2 separate regions of the Homo sapiens genome follow, and region 1 is linked to region 2. A link is a contact called in ENCODE Hi-C or POLR2A ChIA-PET data. All regions are on one chromosome and are shown on one strand. The core of a region is the stretch at or near the end of the contact, and the rest is flanking DNA. Distances in the headings are between cores, read along the strand shown. Region 1 overlaps LOC105375523 (a long non-coding RNA gene). Region 2 has its middle 18 kb from the start of MTPN.

Evidence for each region. Hi-C counts contacts between places; a loop is a spot of excess contacts on that map. ChIA-PET counts read pairs that join two places held with the same protein, here RNA polymerase II (POLR2A). Pooled maps may share reads with other maps.
Region 1: a loop to region 2 is called in a pooled map, with 4 times the contacts of the local background. The contact joins two enhancer-like sites. A Hi-C loop is called at or near these places in 2 of 168 maps with a recorded cell type or tissue (GM12878 and OCI-LY7), 5 of 37 single-sample maps with no recorded cell type and 4 of 50 pooled maps. POLR2A ChIA-PET finds 5 or more read pairs at or near these places in 1 of 52 experiments (OCI-LY7).

What each region holds. Positions count from the first base shown.
Region 1 is chr7:136,357,315-136,362,504 of GRCh38, reverse strand. All of the region lies in intron 4 of LOC105375523 (a long non-coding RNA gene), which reads right to left. Among named protein-coding and RNA genes, the nearest start is that of MTPN, 380 kb to the right of the region's middle. RefSeq lists an enhancer at 2,738-2,837. Within about 2 kb of position 3,009, at least 2 of the 41 ENCODE cell types and tissues checked have a DNase peak (open chromatin) inside an H3K27ac peak, as active enhancers do.
Region 2 is chr7:135,992,374-135,997,819 of GRCh38, reverse strand. It overlaps a transcript of LOC105375523 not described here. Among named protein-coding and RNA genes, the nearest start is that of MTPN, 18 kb to the right of the region's middle. Within about 2 kb of position 3,784, at least 2 of the 41 ENCODE cell types and tissues checked have a DNase peak (open chromatin) inside an H3K27ac peak, as active enhancers do.

The DNA.
Region 1 (5,190 bases), core at 1,760-4,259, 370 kb before region 2:
CAAACTGTGGCAATTCCATACTGGGAAATAGCACTCAGCAATAAAAAATATGAGCTATTGATATATAAACAAACTGTGGCATATCCATACCTGGAAATACCACTCAGCAATAAAAAAAAATATGAGCTATTGATACACGCACAAACATGGATGGATTTCAAAATAATTATGCTGAATGAAAGATGCCAGGCAAAAAAGGAACACATCATGTAGATTGCCATTTATATAAATTTCAAAAACATGGAAACAATAGTGACAGAAAATAATTCAGTAGTTTTCTGGAGAAGTGAAAGATAAGCCATCATGAGAACATTTGGGGGCTGATGGTTCTGATGTGATTTCACAGGTGATGGTCATGGTTCCACAGGTAAATACGTAACTCAAAACTGAGCAAATGGTCACTTTAAACATATGCAGTTTATCCCATATCAGTTATAGCTAAATAAAGTTAACAAGGTTTCTTCCTATAACCTTATAATTATGACTTACTAATACAATAGACTATATATATATATACTGTTATATTTTCCATTATATATGGAAATATATATATATATTCCTACACAATTACTGGGTTTTATATTTATATTTCTTTTCTATTTGTATTGGATCACTTTACTAAAATTTCTTATTAGCATGAAAAGTTTTCTCAGTTGATTTTCTATGGTTTTTAATGTAATTATTTACATTTTTTACCAAACAATGATTATTTTATATCCTTTTTGTTGAAAATTATGTAACCCAATTGACATTAGACATGAAGTGAGGAACGGCAGCTGCTATTACTGTCTGGAGGAATAGGATGCACTTGATGTTTCAGAGGATAAGCCACAACACCTGTGTTGATGCTCAAGTTAACAAGGCATTTTCACTTTGCATTTAAAACAAAGGTGATTTTTTGAGGTCAGGAGTTCCAGACGAGCCTGGCCAACACTGCAAAACCCCGTCTCTAATAAAACCACAAAAAATTAGCCAGGTGTGTGGCATGTGCCTGTAATTCTAGCTACTCGGGAGGCTGAGGCAGGAGAATCGCTTGAACCCGGGGAGGGGCAAAGGTTTCAGTGAGCCGAGATTGTGCCACTGCACTCCAGCCTGGGTGACAAGAGTGAAATACTGTCTCAAAAAAAAAAGAAAGAAAGAAAAAGAAAACATAGATGTTCTCAACAAAGAAGTTTGGAAATACTTCTTTCTTTGCTACAGCACGTAGAAAATAATGCTGATTGTGCACAGAGAAAACAGAAGAGAAAATACCTAGGGTTCAGAGAGAAGAGAGTGTGGTAGCAACTTTCACCCAGTAGTCAAGTTCAAAATGTCTTTTTTATTGATATAAAATAGCTGTACGTATTTGGGTGGTACATGTGATATTTCATACATATATACAACGTGTAATGATCAAATCAGGGTAACTGGGATATCCATCACCTCAAACATTTACCTTTTGTTTGTGTTGAAACATCCTAATTCTTCTCTTCTAGTATTGTAAGGAGTCTGTAGTCAACAAAATGCCTTATGAAGAAATCAGTGAAGACTCAGGATTTAAAGGATGTCTTATTAGGAAAAACATAGTAATAAAGGCTGTGGAGGAAGATTCAGTCATTGCCAATCAGTAGGTAATGAATAAAGCAGGTCACACAGGCTGGTGTCTACACCAGATCAGAAGCAAATTTTATCACTAGCCTAATTTCCTATGATGTCACTTCTGCTCTTTCCTCTCTCTCCCAGGATTTCAATCATACTGTGGCATTTTGCATCCTTGCAGTCTCTCCTTACCTTTGTTTTTTTGTTTGTTTTTGTTTGTTTGGTTTTTTGAGACAGAGTCTCACCCTATCGCCCAAGCTGGAGTGCAATAGCATGATCTCGGCTCACTGCAGCCTCCGCCTCCTGGGTTCAAGGGATTCTCCTGCCTCAGCCTCCCAAATAGCTGGGATTACAGGTGCCCACCACCACGTCCAGCTAATTTTTGTATTTTTAGTAGAGACAGGGTTTCACCATGTTGGCCAGGATGGTCTCGAATTCCTGACCTCGTGATCCGCCTGCCTTGGCCTCCCAAAGTGCTAGGATTACAGGTGTGAGCCACCACACCCGGCCTCTCCTTACCTTTTTATGTGTTCTGCTACTCACTGCTTCCATCTTCCCCCTCATAGTGACCCATCCTTATGTTATTTTAAAAAATGTTCTTTTAGCTCTGCAAGAATATAAAGTACCTATTTTCTATTGTTTTTTCTCTTTGTGGTAATGGACGAGTTTTACTTTCAGACTTTCCCCTTTTTTCTCTTTTTATGTTTTACTGCCTTTTTTTGTGGGGTGGTGGTAGTACCTGATTTTTCCTTGTTTATTCATCTTTAAATGAAGACAGAGATCTATGGAGATACATTTTTGCCAATACCTGATATAAGTATGTAGAAGAACTTCTCTTTCCTCAAGTGTATTAACAGGTTAATTGGATTCCATTTCCAAATATGAACCTGGAGGGTAGGTTGCTATGAATAACTGAGTTCAATACCAGGACCTACTAGAAATTAATCTTGGGCAACTTTGTTGAATAGCGGTAGTTCTTTGATCTTCTGGAATCGAGTTTGTATCCTGTAATTTTTAAACCAGTTCACAACTATTTTTCTTTGACTATAAATGAAAAACAACATTTTCTTACATATACCACTTCCTTTCTCTGCTCCTGGGCAATTATCACTCGTTTTATAATTTTATGTCCTACCCTGCCCCAACCACCTGCTCCCTCACCTGGGTCAGTTAATTATATACTCGAACTGCATTTTCTGAACGGACTGCTATCAGGTGGGGGAAGCTGGGAAAGTAGCAGTCCAGAGGGCCTGCCCAAATTTCTGTTTGGTGTTGCTTTCGTGTCTTTAAATTCAGATAGTTAACTTTGGCATGTCATATCTCTTCCTTCCTGCTTCTGAACTTGCCCAAGGATGGAGCAGTTTGAGGCACCTGTTTCTCAGTTCCTCATTCTCATAGCAATAAGTAGAAATGTCTCCCACATGCGGCATATGGGTAACCTGGTTTCCAGTACTGTTGTGGGATTTGGTCTTCCTGTGTCTCCATGGGCACCATCAGTCTGAGTACTTTCAGAAGCAAGTAATAAAAATTCTACTCTACCTGGCTTAAACAAAACACAATGAGGCTTTAGTGGGAGACTCACTAATCCAAAGGTAAGAAGTACAGGTGGGCATCATAAGAGACTAAACAGATGGGTCAAACGAGTTCAAGGAAGCAATTGCCTCAGCCTCTGTTCAGCCCCATGGCCAATGTCTGTTTCTGGGGTCATCTGTGGCATTTTTTTCCCTCTAGGCAAACCACCTTTTTCTACTTCCCTTGCGCATGTTTAAAACAATTACTTCAATCTTGGAACTACGTGTCTGGGCTCAAGAGAGACCAAACTGACAAATGCCCTAGTTCTAGTTCAAAATTCCAGAGGGAGAATTTCTTATTGGTCAAGTGATTCTTGATCTATACAGCTGTGACAAGAGGATCTCACCACGTAATACGAGTCACCCAGTCTGTCTTGGGGGTGAAGGAAGTGGTATAGTGGAGGATGGGGAAAGAGTAGGCAGTTAAAGTTTAAAGGTAAATAAATAGTAGGGGGGCAGTGGTGTGCACCCGCAGTCCCAGCTACTAAGGAGGCTGAGGCAGGAAGATTGCTTGAGCCCAGGAGTATGAGGCCAGCCTGGGCAACACAGCAACATCCCTGTCTCTAAAAATAAGAAGATAAATAAATAAGCTTTTACTATAGACTATAGATTTTCAGGTGTGGGGGTGGCAGGGATCGGATTTCTTTACCATAGAAGAAGGACTTCTCAGAGGCTTTAATTACCAAATTGTATTATATTATCTTCTATTTAGTAGGAGAGAAAATATAGAACATTTCTCAATTATTTTACCAAGAAACCCTTCTGGCAGAATATTTTTTTAAAGCAAGCTTCCATTTACTTTTTTTTAACTTCAATTTTTATTTTAGATTCAGTGTTACATGTACACATGGGTAAATTGTGTGATTCTGAGGTTTGGGATATGACTGAATCTGTCACCCAGGTCATGTCCCTAGTACCCAATAGGTAGTTTTTCAACCTTTGCCACCTTCCCTCCTCCAGGAGTCCCCAGTGGCTATTGTTCCCATCTTTACGTCTGCGAGTACTCAGCGTTTAGCTCCCACTTTTAAGTGAGACTATGCAGTAGTTGGTTTTCTGTTCCTGTGTTAATTCATTTAGAATAATGGCCTCCAGCTACATCTATGTTGCTGCAATGGACATGATGTCATTGTTTTCTATGGGTGTGTAGTATTCAATGGTGTATATGTACCACATTTTCTTTATCCAATCTACCGTTGGGCACCTAAGTTGATTCTGTGTCTTTGTTATCGTGAATAGTGCTGCAGTTAACATATGAGCGCATGTGACTTTTTGGTAGAATGATCTATTTTCCTCTGGGTATATACCCAGTAATGGGATTGCTGGATCAAATGGTAGTTCTGTTGTAAGTTTTTTGAGAAATCTCCAAACTGCTTTCCACAGTGGCTGAACTAATTTACAGTTCTACCAACAGTGTATAAACATTCCCTTTTCTCCACAGCCTCATCAACATCTACTATTTTTTGATTTTTTAATAATAGCCATTCTGATTGGTGTGAGATGGTTTCTCATTGTGGTTTTGATTTGCATTCCTCTGATGATTAGTGATGTTGAGAATTTTTTCATGTTTCTTGGCCACTTGTAGGTCTTCTTTCGAGAAGTGTCTGTTTATGTCCTTTGCCTACTTTTTAATGGGATTATTTGTTCTTTGCTTGTTGAATTAAGATCATTATATTAAGAATGAACTAAGTATAATGATACACTAAGAATATCTAGTATTGTTTTGGATACTAGATCTTTGTCAGATGTGTAGTTTGCAAATATTTCCTTCCATTCTGCAGGTTCTCTGCTTACTCTGTTGATAGTTTCCTTTGCTGTACAGAAGCTCTTTAGTTTAATTAGGCCCCACTTGTCAGTTTTTGGTTTTGTTGTAATTGCTTTTGAAAAGTTAATCATAAATTCTTTGTCAAGGCCTATGTCCAGAATCATATTTCCTAGATTTTTTTCTAGGATTTTTATAGTTTCAGTTCTTATATTTAAGTACAGACTATAGATTTACAGAAAGATGGAAGAGAGTAAATCAAACATAATTCACTTACTGCCA
Region 2 (5,446 bases), core at 2,535-5,034:
GCAAGATTCTTTCTGATCTCATCCTCAAACGTGGACTGTGGAAGATGAAGCCACACCCAGATCTCCTGTTCTGAAAATTCTGAAACATATTTATTCAATTATGTGCATTGAAACTGGGGACTTTAATGAACACAACTCCAGTGCTTACTAACCCATGTATGTCTTCCCCTGATTTTTCTAAACAGTATAGTCCTGAAGCCATCATGGACATCCAGCTCTTCCACCTACGGCTTATATGGCCTTGGAAAGTCACAGAATCTCTCTCTGTTTCATTTCCACAACTGCAAAATGACTTAAAACAAAACCAACTTCATAGGGTAAGTTTGATGTGCACGTGAAATCATGTAAAAGCATTTGACAATCTATAAAACAATAGGATGTTTGTTTTTACCATTATTCTTTTCCTTCCGAACTCCTTTCCACAATCTACTGTCCTGTGGTTAATAAGTATAGGCCTCCATGACAAGGCTGTCTCATGGCATGCATGCCAGTTAAGTATTCGCTTTAAGCTACAAAATCAGCATATCTGTAACATGCAATCTGTATTACACTTGCTCCTACCCAGAGAATGAATCTGCATAGTTACATATTTTGAGGGGTAGAGAAGGGGTCATACTACAATTGGACCCTCCCCAAATTTACTAGAAAACATACACATAGGCCGGGTGTGGTGGCTCACACCTGTAATCCCAGCACTTTGGGAGGCCAAGGTGGGCGGATCACAAGGTCAAGGGATCAAAACCATCCTGGCCAACATGCTGAAACCCCATCTCTACAAAAAGTACAAAAATTAGCTGGCATAGTGTCGTGTGCCTATAGTCTCAGCTACTCGGGAGGCTGAGGCAGAAAAATTGCTCAAACCCTGGAGGCAGAGGTTGCAGTGAGCCGAGATCCTGCCACAGCACTCCAGCCTGGTGACACAGTGAGACTCTGTCTCAAAAAAAACAGAAAAGAAAAGAAAATATACATATATGTGGTTCCAAATTTTTACTATACAGTGCCTAGGGATAGAAAATAAAATGAATCATCATAAAATATCACATTTTCTCATAAGAACAATCTTACGATTTGTTATTGAACAAAAATTTGACATAAAATAGATCAAAGAAAGAACAAATGTATAGGTATAATCTTTAAAACAGAAATATTATGCTCCAAGCCTTATTCAATCAAGAGAAATGTGTTGAACATATTGATACATGATTTTTTCATTAGTCTTAACATTTATAAGACTTTTATTTATGACTTAGATATTTTATGTTGTACAAAGACACAGCTCATGGAAGTTGGAATTGCCTTCTTTCTCCCTTAGTAAATTACCCTAAAGCTGGCAGAAATATTCATTCTCTTTCTACTGGAGGACCTTGCAACACGGAGATAATTATTCATAGAGTTCAGTGCTGGATCTGAACATTTGAAGTTTCCCAAAGTACTGTAATTCCTCATTCCTTTATCCTCCAGCATTGGAGGGGAAAATAAGCCACATAAGGAAAGCTATAAAGAAATAAGTGACATAAAGAACAATCACAATCCTTTGGCTTTGGGCACTGGAAAGTGTTTATCAGTTGACTATTGATGAAGCACAGAGCTTCTGAAGGAGCAGGTCATGGAGACATCTTCTCCCTACCTCATATTGCTCCAGTTACTGGCAATACGAGGTGAGGAAAAGATGCTACTGCCCAGAGTCAACAGCGTGAACTGCTTCAGAGACTGGAATGAACCTATTTGGAAGAAAGTAAATTATAGGTGTTAATTGCTCAGTTACATACATTAGTATCTATTTGTGTATATTTATGTATGTTTCCTAGTAACCCATCTTTCCATTTTACAGAATTTGATTCCTTTGCCCCATATGTATTCTTAAGTAAATACAAAGCAAGACATTTCAGAATTATTAGTCAGAAGTGTTACAAATGCAGACATTTCAATGTGTGTAACTTGAACTGAAAATCCATTTCCCTCCAGCTACAGGCATGTTTTTGGAAGTTATCCTTGATGCATCTGAATAGAGGTTATATTGTCTTCTTATTGTTACCGTAACCAGCACTGACATGTTATTGATGCCTGCTCATCAAGACAGGTTGTTGTTTAATAGTCCATCAAGACTTTGGCTCTTCCTTTAAGGTTTTATTTGTTCAACTCAATATGGCAGACTTTGCCATCTAAATTTCTGTCTCCTAAACCATCTGGTTTTACAATGAATCCAGGGTCCATTTCAGCAACTGCTGTCACCTGTGTCAGACTGACATTTGCCTTTTTCTATTATATATTTAGGAATGCAAAGCTAACATTTCAAAGACTATTCATCTCAACCAAAGATGTACCCTAAAATTCAGGTACTGCCAAAAGTGACTAGTGGTGCTGGGCACCAGAATCCACATAGCTGTGGTTAATAAAAGAAAAACCAGCACACTTTCCAGCTGGTTCTATTCTGTCTGTGACAATACATTTGCCTCTATAAACCAAGGCAATAAGAATAAAACAATAAGAAATGATCAATGTTCCAGGCAATAGATATCCTAAATACCTTGATTTCATCACATTAAATCACACTGCATACATGTATCAAAATTTCACATGTTCCATGTACAAATACGTATTAATTTACAAATAATTAAAAAATTTAAAACACCAAAAAAGTGAAATACAATTTACAAAAATGAAGAAATTCAAACATCTCGGTAATGTTCTTCTCATAATAAACTTTACAAAAAGTCAGGATCCCCCTTATCTTTAAACTAAACATCTCTGTTTCATCAAGTTCACTCACCATCTTCCTAAAATGATTCATCCTCTCTCAGCTAAGCCAGCCACACTCTGAGTCTGCTGCTGCCAGCAGGACCCAATCCTTGGTAGGTAGTTTCTGAAAGATCAGAGCTATAATTTCAAGGCCCCTCACGGTCTCCATCTTCCATAAATTAGTCCACTGAAGCACAGCCTACTCTTGTTTTAAAAATGAAGCTGGATCCTTTGAAGCAGAGTATCTAGGCAGCTCTAGCTCCACATTTGATCATTCCGGTTGTATGTCCAGCCCAACTGCTGTGGCCTCCCAGATTCGTAGCCACACACACACCCCACCTCATCCCACCCCCAACAAACGCACACACAACATAGCCTGTATGCTAAGATCTCTGACTCAACTCAGGTCTTAGACAATTACTGCTCGCTGACTCAGCATCTGCTGCCTAGAACTCAGTGCTGACACTGTACCTTACTTTTAGAGAGCTTAATCAGCCATGGTGAAGAAAAGGGCTCTCTGAGATCTCATCTTGAAATTGTTTAACTAACTATGGCCAGCTGTGGTGGCTCACACCTGTAATCCCAGCACTTTGGGAAGCCTAGACAGGAGGATCCCTTGAGCTCAGGAGTTCAAGACCAGCTTGGGCAACATATCAAGACCTCATCTCTACTAAAAATAATTTTTTTAAAAAAAGAAGCTGGGTGTGGTGGTGTGCACCTGTAGTCCCAGCTACTCGGGAGGCTTAGGCAGGAGGATGGCTTGGGCCAGGGATATTGAGGTTGCAGTGAGTCATGATCACAACACTACACTCCTACCTGGGTGACAGAGAGACGCCCTGTCTCAAAAAATAAAAATAAAAAAAGTAACTATACATGTCTTAGCTGTTCATGATACTGAGTCTATATTTAGATTATAAGCAAACAAAAAAAGGAAAACAGAAAACTGACTTTTATACTCATGTAGGCTTTCTGTGTGGGTTTTTTGTTTTGTTTTGTTTTGGTTTGGTTTGGCTTGGTTTTGGTTTTGGTTTTGGTTTTTTAGACAGAGTTTCACTCTGTTGCCCAAGCTGGAGAGCAGTTGCATGATCTCTGCCCACTGCAACCTTCACCTCCTGGCATCAAGCGATTCTCCTGCCTCAGTCTCCCGAACAGCTGGGACTACAAGCGTGTGCCACCACTCCTGGCTAATTTTGTATTTTTAGTAGAGACGGGATTTCACCCATGTTAGCCAGGCTGGTGTCGAACTCCTGACCTCGGGTGATCCGTTCTCATCGGCCTCCCAAAATACTGGGATTACAGGCGTGAGCCACCGTGCCTAGCTTCTGTGTGGTTTAATACCATTTTAGCACTGCAGTTGCTCTTGCCACATTTGAAAACTTTGTCAATAATATTTTATAGGTCATACTTTTTCCTCTCAAGAAAATCCCTGCCAAAAGTGCAGACATTTCAATGTGTGTAACTACCATCCATTCAACAGGTTCATATTACTATCAGGATTTGCCTTCACAGATTTGTACCAGCTGAATCCACCCACTCCCTGAATCAACCAAGCCTATACCTGCCTTGGTTTTTGCAACTGCTGTTTCTTCTGCCTCAAATGCTCTGGCTGCAGAGCATTGAGTAGGTTGGTCCTTCGCATCCAAGTCTCAGCTCCGAAGGCCCCAGAGAGGCCTTCTTTGACTGTCCTGTCTCGCAGATATTACTCCCTGACAGCATGTGCTATTACCATGCCCTTCTTTAGTTTCTTCATAGCACTAGATATTACCTGAATTATCTTATTGATGTATTATTCATAATCTGCCTCCTTTGTGACATATTTATGTCCATGAGAAGAGGGATCTTACCTGTCTTAATCACCATTTTCTTCTTAACTCCTAAAACAATGTTGGCACTGAATAGGTATTTATTGAATTACTTGTAAATTCTTCTTGTGTTGACTGTCTTGTAGGCCTACCTCATTACTCGTTCTTCGCACCCGACTTTTATAAAACTTTTTACTGCAATGACTTGAAACTCCTTCAATTGAATTGGACATAAATCCTGCTCTACATAAATATAAAATTAGCATTTTTTTCTCTCTTTTTTTTTTTAATTATACTTTAAGTTTTAGGGTACATGTGCACATTGTGCAGGTTAGTTACATATGTATACATGTGCCATGCTGGTGCGCTGCACCCACTAACTCGTCATCTAGCATTCATGTCCTTTGTAGGGACATGGATGAAATTGGAAATCATCATTCTCAGTAAACTATCGCAAGAACAAAAAACCAAACACCGCATATTCTCACTCATAGGTGGGAACTGAACAAAATTAGCATTTTTATATCGAAAATTAGAAAACTTAGAAAAACATCAGGAAGAAAGCAAATAACAAGCATAATCCCACAATTCAGGGAATGCCATGATTAATATTTGATTCCTTCTAGCACTTTCCTAAGTACACATCTACACAATACACTTATATAACCATTTTTGTTATGTTTTTCCTATCTCACATTAAGAGTTATACCATAGTTCATCAGTTCTGCTGAACGATTTCAGTGGCTATCTATGGGGAGATAAGTGGGGTTGTGCAAGGAAGAGATTGTGGACTGCAATAAACAATATTTTCACTTTTTACTCGGTGTACAATGATGTTTTCCTAAATTTTAAAAAAAAATAAGCATGCATTCATGCATTACTTTGGTAATATGAAAATAAAAGAA